2 separate regions of the Homo sapiens genome follow, and region 1 is linked to region 2. Evidence: chromatin contacts called from ENCODE Hi-C or POLR2A ChIA-PET data. All regions are on one chromosome and are shown on one strand. The core of a region is the stretch at or near the end of the contact, and the rest is flanking DNA. Distances in the headings are between cores, read along the strand shown. Region 1 has its middle 7.1 kb from the start of EPCIP. Region 2 overlaps LOC105377136 (a long non-coding RNA gene).

What was found. A loop is a pair of places that touch in the nucleus more often than their neighbours do. ChIA-PET counts read pairs that join two places held with the same protein, here RNA polymerase II (POLR2A).
Region 1: a map of heart right ventricle shows a loop between it and region 2 (4-fold over the local background). The contact joins two enhancer-like sites. A Hi-C loop is called at or near these places in 1 of 168 maps with a recorded cell type or tissue (heart right ventricle). POLR2A ChIA-PET finds 5 or more read pairs at or near these places in 3 of 52 experiments (PC-3, activated CD4-positive, alpha-beta T cell and activated CD8-positive, alpha-beta T cell).

Annotation. Positions count from the first base shown.
Region 1 is chr21:32,818,265-32,823,390 of GRCh38, forward strand. No RefSeq gene overlaps it. Among named protein-coding and RNA genes, the nearest start is that of EPCIP, 7.1 kb to the left of the region's middle. Within about 2 kb of position 1,612, at least 2 of the 41 ENCODE cell types and tissues checked have a DNase peak (open chromatin) inside an H3K27ac peak, as active enhancers do.
Region 2 is chr21:32,883,204-32,888,359 of GRCh38, forward strand. It overlaps LOC105377136 (a long non-coding RNA gene), which reads left to right. Exons shown (of 6, transcript XR_937669.3): 2 at 901-1,024; 3 at 2,729-2,865. Among named protein-coding and RNA genes, the nearest start is that of EPCIP, 72 kb to the left of the region's middle. Within about 2 kb of position 3,293, at least 2 of the 41 ENCODE cell types and tissues checked have a DNase peak (open chromatin) inside an H3K27ac peak, as active enhancers do.

The sequences.
Region 1 (5,126 bases), core at 362-2,861, 67 kb before region 2:
ACCAGTGTCTTCTATAAGTGTTTCTTCCATCTGGGGCAGGAGTCATCTCAGGGTCTCTCTTTCCTTCCCAACTTCCCTTCCCCTTCCTTCTTTGGCAACTTTAACATCTGTATTCTCAGCTCACTGCAGGCCGTCAGCACTCATGTCCTCACCTCATGGCCTTGCTGGGCCCCAGAGCTTGTGCAGGGCTCTATGTGTGTTCCTTCTCCCTGCTCCATCCTCACAGTGTCTCTAGATATCAGCGCCTCTGGCTTTACCTCTTCCATCCACCCTCAGCTCCCTGCCCTGCTGCATCCACACTGCCCTGACCCCTACCGAGGTGACCCCTACCTATGACCTTTGCCCTCTGCAAAGTCCACTCTGGGTCCTCTCATGGTCTGCTTCCTCAGCATCCACTTTAGGGTACAGGCACTCATGGAGAAAATGCAGAGAACTAAGAATTCCTAATGCTTGGTTTCCTGAGAACCCCTGATGTGATCCCGGAAGTCTTCCAGCGGTTCTGGCCCAGTGGCTGCAATAACTCTTCTCCACTTGTGTCAGATACTCACTGCTGTCACAGCATCCCTGGCCTCGTGAGAAGGCCTTGCATCTGAGAGGAGCCAGGAATCGTACCAGGGCTTTCTTACCATCCTGCTCACACCTATATACTCCTTAGAACATGAACATCTTGGATCAGACACCTCGTAAGCACTGCCTCAGCTCCTTTCAGCCACACCTGTCTTTGATTCCAGCCGCCACTGTAGTGACAGTTCTGCCATGAGCCTGACCAGCTGCATGTAGAACTAACTTGCAAGCACCTCTCACCTCCCATCCGAAGCCTTCTCTGTCATCTCTGCAGCCTGGGACAGACACTGCAAACACTCCTTAGTAGTCTCATGAATGCAACCTGAAGTTCCGGGGACTTAATGCCTCCATGGAGTGATCCTTTGACCAATGGGGGATTCCTCCTTTCTCAATCCAGGCAGACAGTCCTGAGATGCGTGCCTTGTGGCTTCTCAGGTGGTTCACAGAATCAAGCAGTAACTTACCTTGCGCTGCCCCTCACCGCTTCCCTCTCCCTCACTCTTGCTTCTAGGGATAGCAGTTCCCAATACAGTGCTTGCATATATGTATATATATGCTTTTCTGATGTTCTACTCTCTGGGAAAATCAGGCTAAGCCACATTCTTTCTTCTTTCCAGATTCTAAAATAAATTCTTCTACCTGTGAGCTAAAAGCAGCCCTTCCCAACTCCTGCGTTTCTTCTCTAGTGATGGCCTCATCTCTTCCAATAAGTAGAATCTTGATCTTGATAGTTTTAAGAAATGTATCCTTAGAGCTTCGAAAATCCCTCTTTTCAGAGTACCCCTCATATGGAATTACCTCCATAAAATGATGGGAAGAATACCTGAAGCATCGAAGTGATATCTTCAGTCCCTTAGATGGTTTTTAAAGAACTAAAGTAGTCATCATACATCATCTTAGTGGCGACATTACCCATGGGCTTATCTGAATCTACAAAGCAGCGGAGTCCCTCTCACTTCATGATAGTTACAGCACATACGATTAGCAGAGAATAACAAAGGCATGATATGATACAGATGTTGGGCAGCTAGCGAGGCATGCTCTCCAAATAAGTGACTCACTCTTGTGCGGCAGTTCCTCAGCGGATGTGATTCCAGTGTGTGCCTTGGCAAAATTTAGAAATTACAACATGGTTTGGCCCATAGAGGTTGATGACAAATGGTAAGAACCATAGAGATTAAAGCATAAATATCAGGAATATCCTGTACTTTCTATCTCTTAATCCCTGCTGTCTGTTCTTTGGACTTCAGATGTGCAAGGCCTCCTCATTCTGAAATGCAGAAAGTGTCACTTGACTCTGTAGTGCCACTTAGGTGTCATTTCACTGTTGCACAGATCTACTGGAACTTCACTCTCCAAGTCCTCTCACAACTTGCTTGGCCTTACTGTACTTCTCTTATTTGTGGCACCTGACTATTAGCCAACCTTTCCTTGGTCTTCCACTGTCATGCATGATTCTATAACTTTTTCCTGGTGCTTATAATATTATTTTACTGGTCACATCCTTTCTATCTCTCTCTCTCTCTCTCTCCCCTTTGGGCTCTTCTTTCTCTCTCTCTTTTTTTTTTTTTGAGGTGGAGTCTCCTTCTGTCGCTCAGACTGGAGTGCAGTGGCACCATCTCAGCTCACTGCAACCTCCACTTTCCAGGTTCAAGCGATTCTCCTGCCTCAGCCTCCCGAGTAGCTGGGATTCCAGGCAAGCACCACCACACCCAGCTAATTTTTGTATTTTTAGTAGAGACGGGTTTTTGCCATGTTGGCCAGGCTGGTCTTGAACTCCTGACCTCAAAGTGATCCACCCGCCTCGGCCTCCCAAAGTGCTGGGATTACAGGTGTGAGCCATGGCACCTGGCCTATTTTTCTTTTCTTGAGCAGCACCTAAAGTGTTGTCCTTAACCCTGCTCTTCTTCATGAGTTCTAGTCACTTGTTTCAGTTATATGAAGGTCACCCCCGCTTGGAGAATAAACTCAACACAGACTATTAGAAATAAGAGGGCTGTCTTATTGACACTTACTTGTAATCTATCCTCAGTTTGAATGCTTCCAGAGATGAAAGGCTTGCCTCCTCACACAGCAGCATTTTTTTCATTTTTGGAGAGCTCTATTATGTAAAATAATTTCTTATGTATGGCTAAATCTGTCTCCTGGGAATTTTGAGACATTGGCTGTTTTTCCGCCCTTAAGAGTAACACTGAAAAATCTTCCCTCTTCTTTCTGATAACACTTAGCAATGCTCTTTTGGCTCCTGTGAAGCTTTTCTGAGTCCCAAAGTCTCTCAGACCCCAAGCCTTAGAAACATTTTGACTCTTCCTTCTTTAATCCAAGAGCCAACAAATCATCAAATACTGGAAATTGTAGTTTGAAATTTCTCCTGCAGAAAAAGCACATTTCAATGTGTAATAATTAAAATTATAGAAATAATAACTTATTCTTTTTTGAGACAGGGTCTCGCTCTGTCACCCAGGCTGGAGTGCAGTGGTGCGATCTCCGCTCAGTGTAGCCTCGACCTCCTAGGCTCAAGCAATCCTCCCATTTCAGCCTTCCAAGTAGCTGGACCCACAGGCATGCACCACCATGCTCAGCTAATTTTTATACTTTTTTTGTAGAAGCAGAGTTTTGCTATGTTACCCATAGTGGTCTCAGACTCCTGAGCTCAAGCAATCAGCCTGCCTCAGCCTTCCAAAGTGCTGGGATTTCAGGTGCGAGCCACTGTGCCCAGCCAGCAATAAATAACAACTTCTCTCAACTTAATTTAGAGAGCTAATTCAATAGTGATTTTAAAAATCCAATGGAAATTGATACAAATATCGAAGGAGTTGATACAAGTATTCTGAAGTTCAATGAGATAATAAAGAAAATATTCAAAATATGAAGAATAATAAGGGGGGATTAGTCATTTGACTTATTAAAACAAAATGATACTTTGGTAGGTTGATGTGGGTGGATCACTTGAGACCAGGAGTTCAAGACCAACCTGGCCAACATGGCAAAACCCTGTCTCTACTAAAAATTCAAAAATTGGCTTGGTGTGGTGGCATGCACCTGGTACCGCAGCCATTTGGGAGGCTGAGGCACTAGAATCCTTGAACCAGGAGTTGGAGGTGGCAATGAGCTGAGATCCACCACTGAACTGCAGCCTGGGCAATAGAGCAAGGCTCTGTCAAAAAAAACAAAAAACAAAAAACAAAACAAAAAAAACCCACCAAAACACAAAAATCAAAATGGCAGTCACTGAAATAGTGCAGTACTGACATGAACAGAGACAGACTGTAACCACAGGTGGCGGTGCACACCTGTAGTCTCAGCTATTTGGGATAATCACTGGAGCCCAAGAGCTCGAGGCCAGCCTGAACAACACAGTGAGACCCTGTGTCTGAAAAATGTTGTTTTGAATTGATATATAAAAGAAGAAAATATATATTACTGAGGAGATTAAGGATTACTCAGCAATAATTTGGAATCACTGGCTATGAATTTGGAGGAAAATGCAAATATAGATTGTCACTATATATGGAATGAAGTCTATATGGGATTAATAAATTCTTAAAAATAAAATCATAGGAAAATGAGGTAAAAATTAATTGAATAGTAAATAAACTTTTAAGATAAGAAGTACAGGTTAAGTTTCCCTTATCCAAAATATTTGGGACCAGAAGTGTTTTGGATTTCAGATGCTCTTTGGATTTTGAAATATTTGCATGTACATAATGAGAGATATAAGGGGATGGGGCCCAAATCTAAACAGGACATTTATTTATGTTTCAAATACACCTGATACACATAGCCTGAAAGTTATTTTATACAATATTTAAAATAATGTTTTGCATGAAACACAGTTTGTATACATTGAACCATCTGAAAGCAAGTGTCACTATCTCAGCCACCCGTGTGGGCATTGCTGTTTGGTATCACTGTTATTCCAGACTCTGAATATATATGCTAGTGATAAAAATCATTTTTGGCCAGGTGCGGTGGCTCACGCCTGTAATCCCAGCACTTTGGGAGGCTGAGGAGGGCAGATCATGAGGTCAGGAGATCAAGACCATCCTGGCTAACATGGTAAAACCCCATCTCTACTAAAAATACAAAAAATTAGCCAGGCGTGGTGGCACGGGCCTATAATCCCAGCTACTTGGGAGGTTGAGGCAGGAGAATCACTTGAACCCAGGAGGTGGAGGTTGCAGTGAGCCAAGATCATGCCACTGCACTCCAGCCTGGGCGACAGAGCGAGACTCTGTCTTAAAAATAAATAAATAAATAAATAAATAAATAAATAAAAATCATTTTCTTACACTTATTTGCATGAGTACTGATCAGTAGAAAATATGGCATGCCATCCAGTACCATTCAGGACCACATGGGCAAGGACTTCATGACTAAAACACTGAAAGCAATGGCAACAAAAGCCAAAATAGACAAATGGGACCTAATTAAACAAAGAGCTTCTGCACAGCAAAAGAAACTACCATGAGACTGAACAGGCAACCTACAGAATGGGAGAAAATTTTGCAATCTACCCATCTGACAAAGGGCTAATATCCAGAATCTACAAAGAACTCAAA
Region 2 (5,156 bases), core at 2,043-4,542:
ATAAGAGAGGTGTTCAAAAGGAGCCAGGAAGCTAGAAAACATGACAAACACCCACACACTGCTAGGAATTGAGGGCCACACTTCAAATCCAGTTCCTTCTCATTATGTTCTGTTGGCAAGTTTATGCTTCTTATTCCTATGACGATGGAAACTGACTTCCTCACTTTGAAAAAGAAAAAAATAATTTAAAAAATCAACAACATTGCAATACTGAGAGCTCAGGAGCCCATCAAAGGTGAACATGGGTTGGACACAGTGGTTCATGCCTTTGGGTGGCCAAGGCAGGAGGATCACTTGAGGCCAGGGGTTTGAGACCAGTCTGGGCAACAAAGCAAGATTCCATCTCTAAAGAATTCTTTCAAAAAACAATGAATGACTGGGGGACAGAATGAGCTGCTGATGCTGACACTCTCTTTACCATCGTAATATTCCATCATTAAACTCAGACTGGCCACATTTAGTGCATTTATATGCACCTGCCACGTGCAAGTCAGAGTTTACAGCGGGCACTATCCCTTTCAAACAGGTCAACTTGAGATGTTTTTAATATGCTTATTTCAATGAGCTGCCAATAAATTCACTTAAAGCTGATGGGTATCATTACTTCTGATGTCTCTTCAGAATCAGCAGCAGGTTCTTTTGACTGTAATCAGTTGTTGCAAATTTATTCTCAGTTTCCTCATCTGCAAAATGAAGATAGTAATCATTTATACTTCTCAGTGTTCTTGAAAGCATCAAATGATGCAAAGTGCAGTGCCGGGCATGTAGAAGAATTTAACAGAAGTCAGCTATGCATCTTGTTGAGCCCAGTCTGGGGAATAAGATAGCAATCCATTTGAGCTATATCATTTTGAGTCTAAACTGAGACATGACTACAATGAGACAAATTTTCTTTTACAGCTCATAAACGAGCTCTCGAGGCAGTTTTGTTAGGCTCCAAAAAAGGCTTTCACGAGGTCAATGCCGGTGGCATAAGTACCTGCTGGGCTTCCCAGGACAGCAGCTGACAGCACAGGCTTGGCAGGTAGGAGGCGTCCTTGGGCTTCACTCTCATGCATGATGTCACCTTCCAGCGACACATGGAAGTGGATATACCCCTCCCTAGTGCTGCATCCTCATAAACTCTCTAGTTACTCCAGAGATAGAGTTTCTACAACATGCAGGATCTGTTGCACGCCGTTCCATGCATTGTCAAAAGCGCTCCCTTCCACTGATCTGCCAGATGATGGTGCCCTGGGCAGTGACCTGACCCTTTGAACAGGTGAAAAGATCATCTCAGGAAATCAATAGAGATGCTTACTGCTGTTGCTCATCCCTGAAAATCTTTAAGGTTCTCCATGTTAACATATGTACTTTTAACTCAGCCCTTGTTCTGAAAAAGGAGCTGCGCTTTGCCAGGTAACTCGATGCCCTCTTCACCCAAGGGTCAAGGCTCAGAGCTGACGAGCTCTGGCAGCTCTGTCAGAGGTCGTGCCCTTCCCCTGCATGAAGGCTTTCATGAATGGCATTGCGCACACCCCTGGGAGGAAAATGCCCCCCTAAGATGCTGCTCTTGGCATCCCATAGGGGCCTGCGCCAGCTTCAGATCGACCACTCTCCAGAGCAGATGCTGGGACAGGCAGGGCAGATGGTCTCGCCATGCCGTCTTAGCTCCCATCACCTTGTCACAGAGGGACTCGAGATCAGAGGGGTCCAGAGTTCTCTTTTCCTGTCTTTTCCTCTTGTGTTGCTTCTTTCCTAGGTAGATAGATAGATGGCTGATGATAGACAGGATGGATGGATGGGTGGTGGATAGAGAGGTAGAGAAATGCCATGAAGTGCAAAGTAATAAGTAGCTGAAATTCTGTCATTTTTTTCTTTCCCAATACTTTGTAAACAGTAAAAAGAATGGGTAGGCCATCAGTAAACAGCTATTATGTGTACTGTCATTATCACGTTCAATATTGTATGCTTGCTATTATTCTTCTTTCTCTCACCTTCGAGTAAACATTAACTGAACATCTAATATGTGCCAAGCACCCTGGACAGCCAGACTCCCATCCAACCTTCCACATCACCTCAGGTCACCATCTTGCAGGTACCCCCAGGTCTGATCTCACTGAATTACTCACCAACTCTCCATTCTCCCAGAACTCAATACCCTACTCCCTCTTCCTAAAGCAGCCTTTCATTTCCTGCACCTGGCAAAGATTATTCAACCCTAAGGACCTCTAGCAAATGTCACCTCCTCTCTGAAGCCCACCCCGATAGGCTTCCCTTCTTTTAGTACCTATTGTATCCTGATTATTGGTTCATATGTGTGATTATCTGCATACACCATAAGCTTCCCTTTAATCATCTTGTACTTTCTTTTTTTATATATATATTTTTATTATACTTTAAGTTCTAGGGTACATGTGCACAACATGCAGGTTTGTTACATATGTATACATGTGTCATGTTGGTGTGCTGCACCCATTAACTCTTCATTTACATTAGGTATATCTCCTAATGCTATCCCTCCCCACTCCTGCCATCCCACAACAGGCCCCGGTGTGTAATGTTCCCCTTCCTGTGTCCAAGTGTTCTCATTGTTCAATTCCCACCTATGAGTGAGAACATGCAGTGTTTGGTTTTTTATCCCTGCGAGAGTTTGCTGAGAATGATGGTTTCCAGCTCCATCCATGTCCCTACAAAGGACATGAACTCATCATTTTTTAATCATCTTGTACTTTCTACCCACCCCCAGACACCCCTGAGAGAGTCTTCGGCACATATGATGTCCTCTATTGATGTTTGCTGAATAGATGAGGATGCCAAAAGAGGGAGGAGATACCAAAAGAGGGAAAGAAGGACACCCAGAAGACAAATGGTGCTCACCTTGAGGTAGGTTGGAGAGGGTGATCACAGCCTTCCTTGAAAGGAAACAGGAAAGTTGTCAAACTTATGGAGAGACCAAACCACCCGACAGTGCACAAACTGCATCTGAGGCTCTTGGTTAGGACATCCTGGAGCAGAGAGGAGCAGGGGCAAAAGGGAAAATCCCCAAGTCCGCACAGATGCACAAGTCCACGACCAATGTCCTTAAGCTGAACCATGCTCATTTTAATGCTAAAAACACACCCCTGGGTGGAGATTTCAGATGCTAATGAGACATGGGATGTATGTGCTAGCGTGTACAGCAGTAGTGCGTGGGCATCCAGGAGACCTCCCACGGCATGCTTAACAACAATGCCCATTCCCATCCTTCATGAATAATCATGTAAGACTCCTATAAAGGGAGCTCCCTCAGCGTCAGTGGGCGCTGTCAGCCTGCTCTAACCCAGCTATCGGAGTGTACTTTCGCTTTGCAATAAGCTCCTTTACCTACTTTCACTTTGGACTCGCTCTCAAATTCTTTTGTGCCGTGAAGTCAAGAGCCTGAACCTGCACACCAACAACAACCTCACAAATGTGGGTTGCACCTTCCTGGGTACTACACAGCCATAAACACAACTTGCTCCCTCTCATGCATCTTCAGTCTCTTCCTCTGGCACCTAATAGTCTTGACATGGGTTGGTCTGGTTAATCTTTCAGTTTTTCCCCTTTACCAAAATACCTAGCAGATAACTTTTATAGACAGGGACCCCACTGTGCTGAGCCCTGTGAGCCCCCGACATTCTCTTTTCCTGCATTCGGTACAGTCCAGGAATGAGGGCTGCATTCCATTTCTACTGTTAAGGATGAAGAAGATGCTCGCAGATTTGGAAACTGCCTCACAGTTCACCATCAGCTTTTTCGTGGCTTTTGCTGTTAAAGCCTCTGGTCCCTGGGACAGCCCCTGGTTCTAGATTCCCACAGTCTGCAGCATCCTTGTCTTGGTCCCAATTCTCTTCTTGCCCATGAGACTCTCAGCCCTTCTGCAGGCCCACAGGGACATGTGGTGTCCCTGGGTGTCTTACATACATGGAGGGTTTGGTATATATGGGTTTGCTCATCTGATCAGGCTGTGAAACCCCACACTTTTCCAGGAACTAACAGACAGACTGAAACAGGTGGACAGCCAGCCAGCTGTCCCCAAGCCATCCTCCCTGTGGTGATATCTCAGAACGAGACCTTTGGGTATCATAGTGACCTCTGGGCTCTGACTGTGTTGAGAAGCTATTAAATGTCTGCTGAAAGAACAGCAACTTCCCTGTGAGAAAAGCAGGAGAATCATTAACATTTTCTCTCCAAAATGGGAGCAAGTGTTGGGCCCAGAAATGGAAACCAGCAAGTGATGTAAAAAGTTTTTCTATGAAAGATGCTTATCAAATCCTGGCTCAAAACAAGGAAGAATGCTAAAATTTGCAAATGAAATATAATTAGTGTGACCACTCTTCCCTGCATGCCTCAGATACCTCTTTTTCTGTGGTGTTGTTAATTGGTCCTATACATCCTTAAAAATAACATAGAAAGTTATTGAGCTAGCAAGTGTTCTAAATATTTTATTAGAACACATCCTGGGAATTTTTAAAAATGTGTAGATGTTTTGTCTCACCCAACAGACACACACACACACACACACACACACACACACACACACACCTGTGTATGGACAAAAACACATCCTCTTTTGCGAGTTATGGAAGGGAGACAGTATTGCTTGGTCCACCCCAAACTCCCACTTATCTGTCTGGGAACTGCCCTCCACATTCTTGGGGTTCCCATGGGATCTGCCATGTTCTTACCTTCCCAGACCTGTCAGCCTCAGATGATTGCTCCTGTGGTTGGTTCCTGACCCAGCTAGACCAGTGCCTCCTTGTCCCAAGATGTGCATACCTGGGACATAGATAGTCGGCTCATAAGTCTCAACGGCCATAGCTATAAGATGTGACAACAGTGTAGACACTGTTGTCTACATGAGGTAAATGATGGCTTACAGCTAGACAGAAGAAAGACACAGAGACAAGAGGCAGAGAGAGGTTCTTGATAGCTTTGGAGACCCTGGAGGCAGGTGTTCCTGAGGCCAAGCTCTGTCCCCTCCTGCATCTTGGTTGGGCAACAGTTCCTTAGATTTGATGAGATTTTCTAGGGTTTGCTGTCTACTTTTCTTTATGGCCTGCAGGGTAAGAATTTACATTTTGAATGGTTGAAAAAAAAAAACAGAAGAGTAAAATACTTTGTGACATGTAAAAATTATGTGAAATTCAAATAGA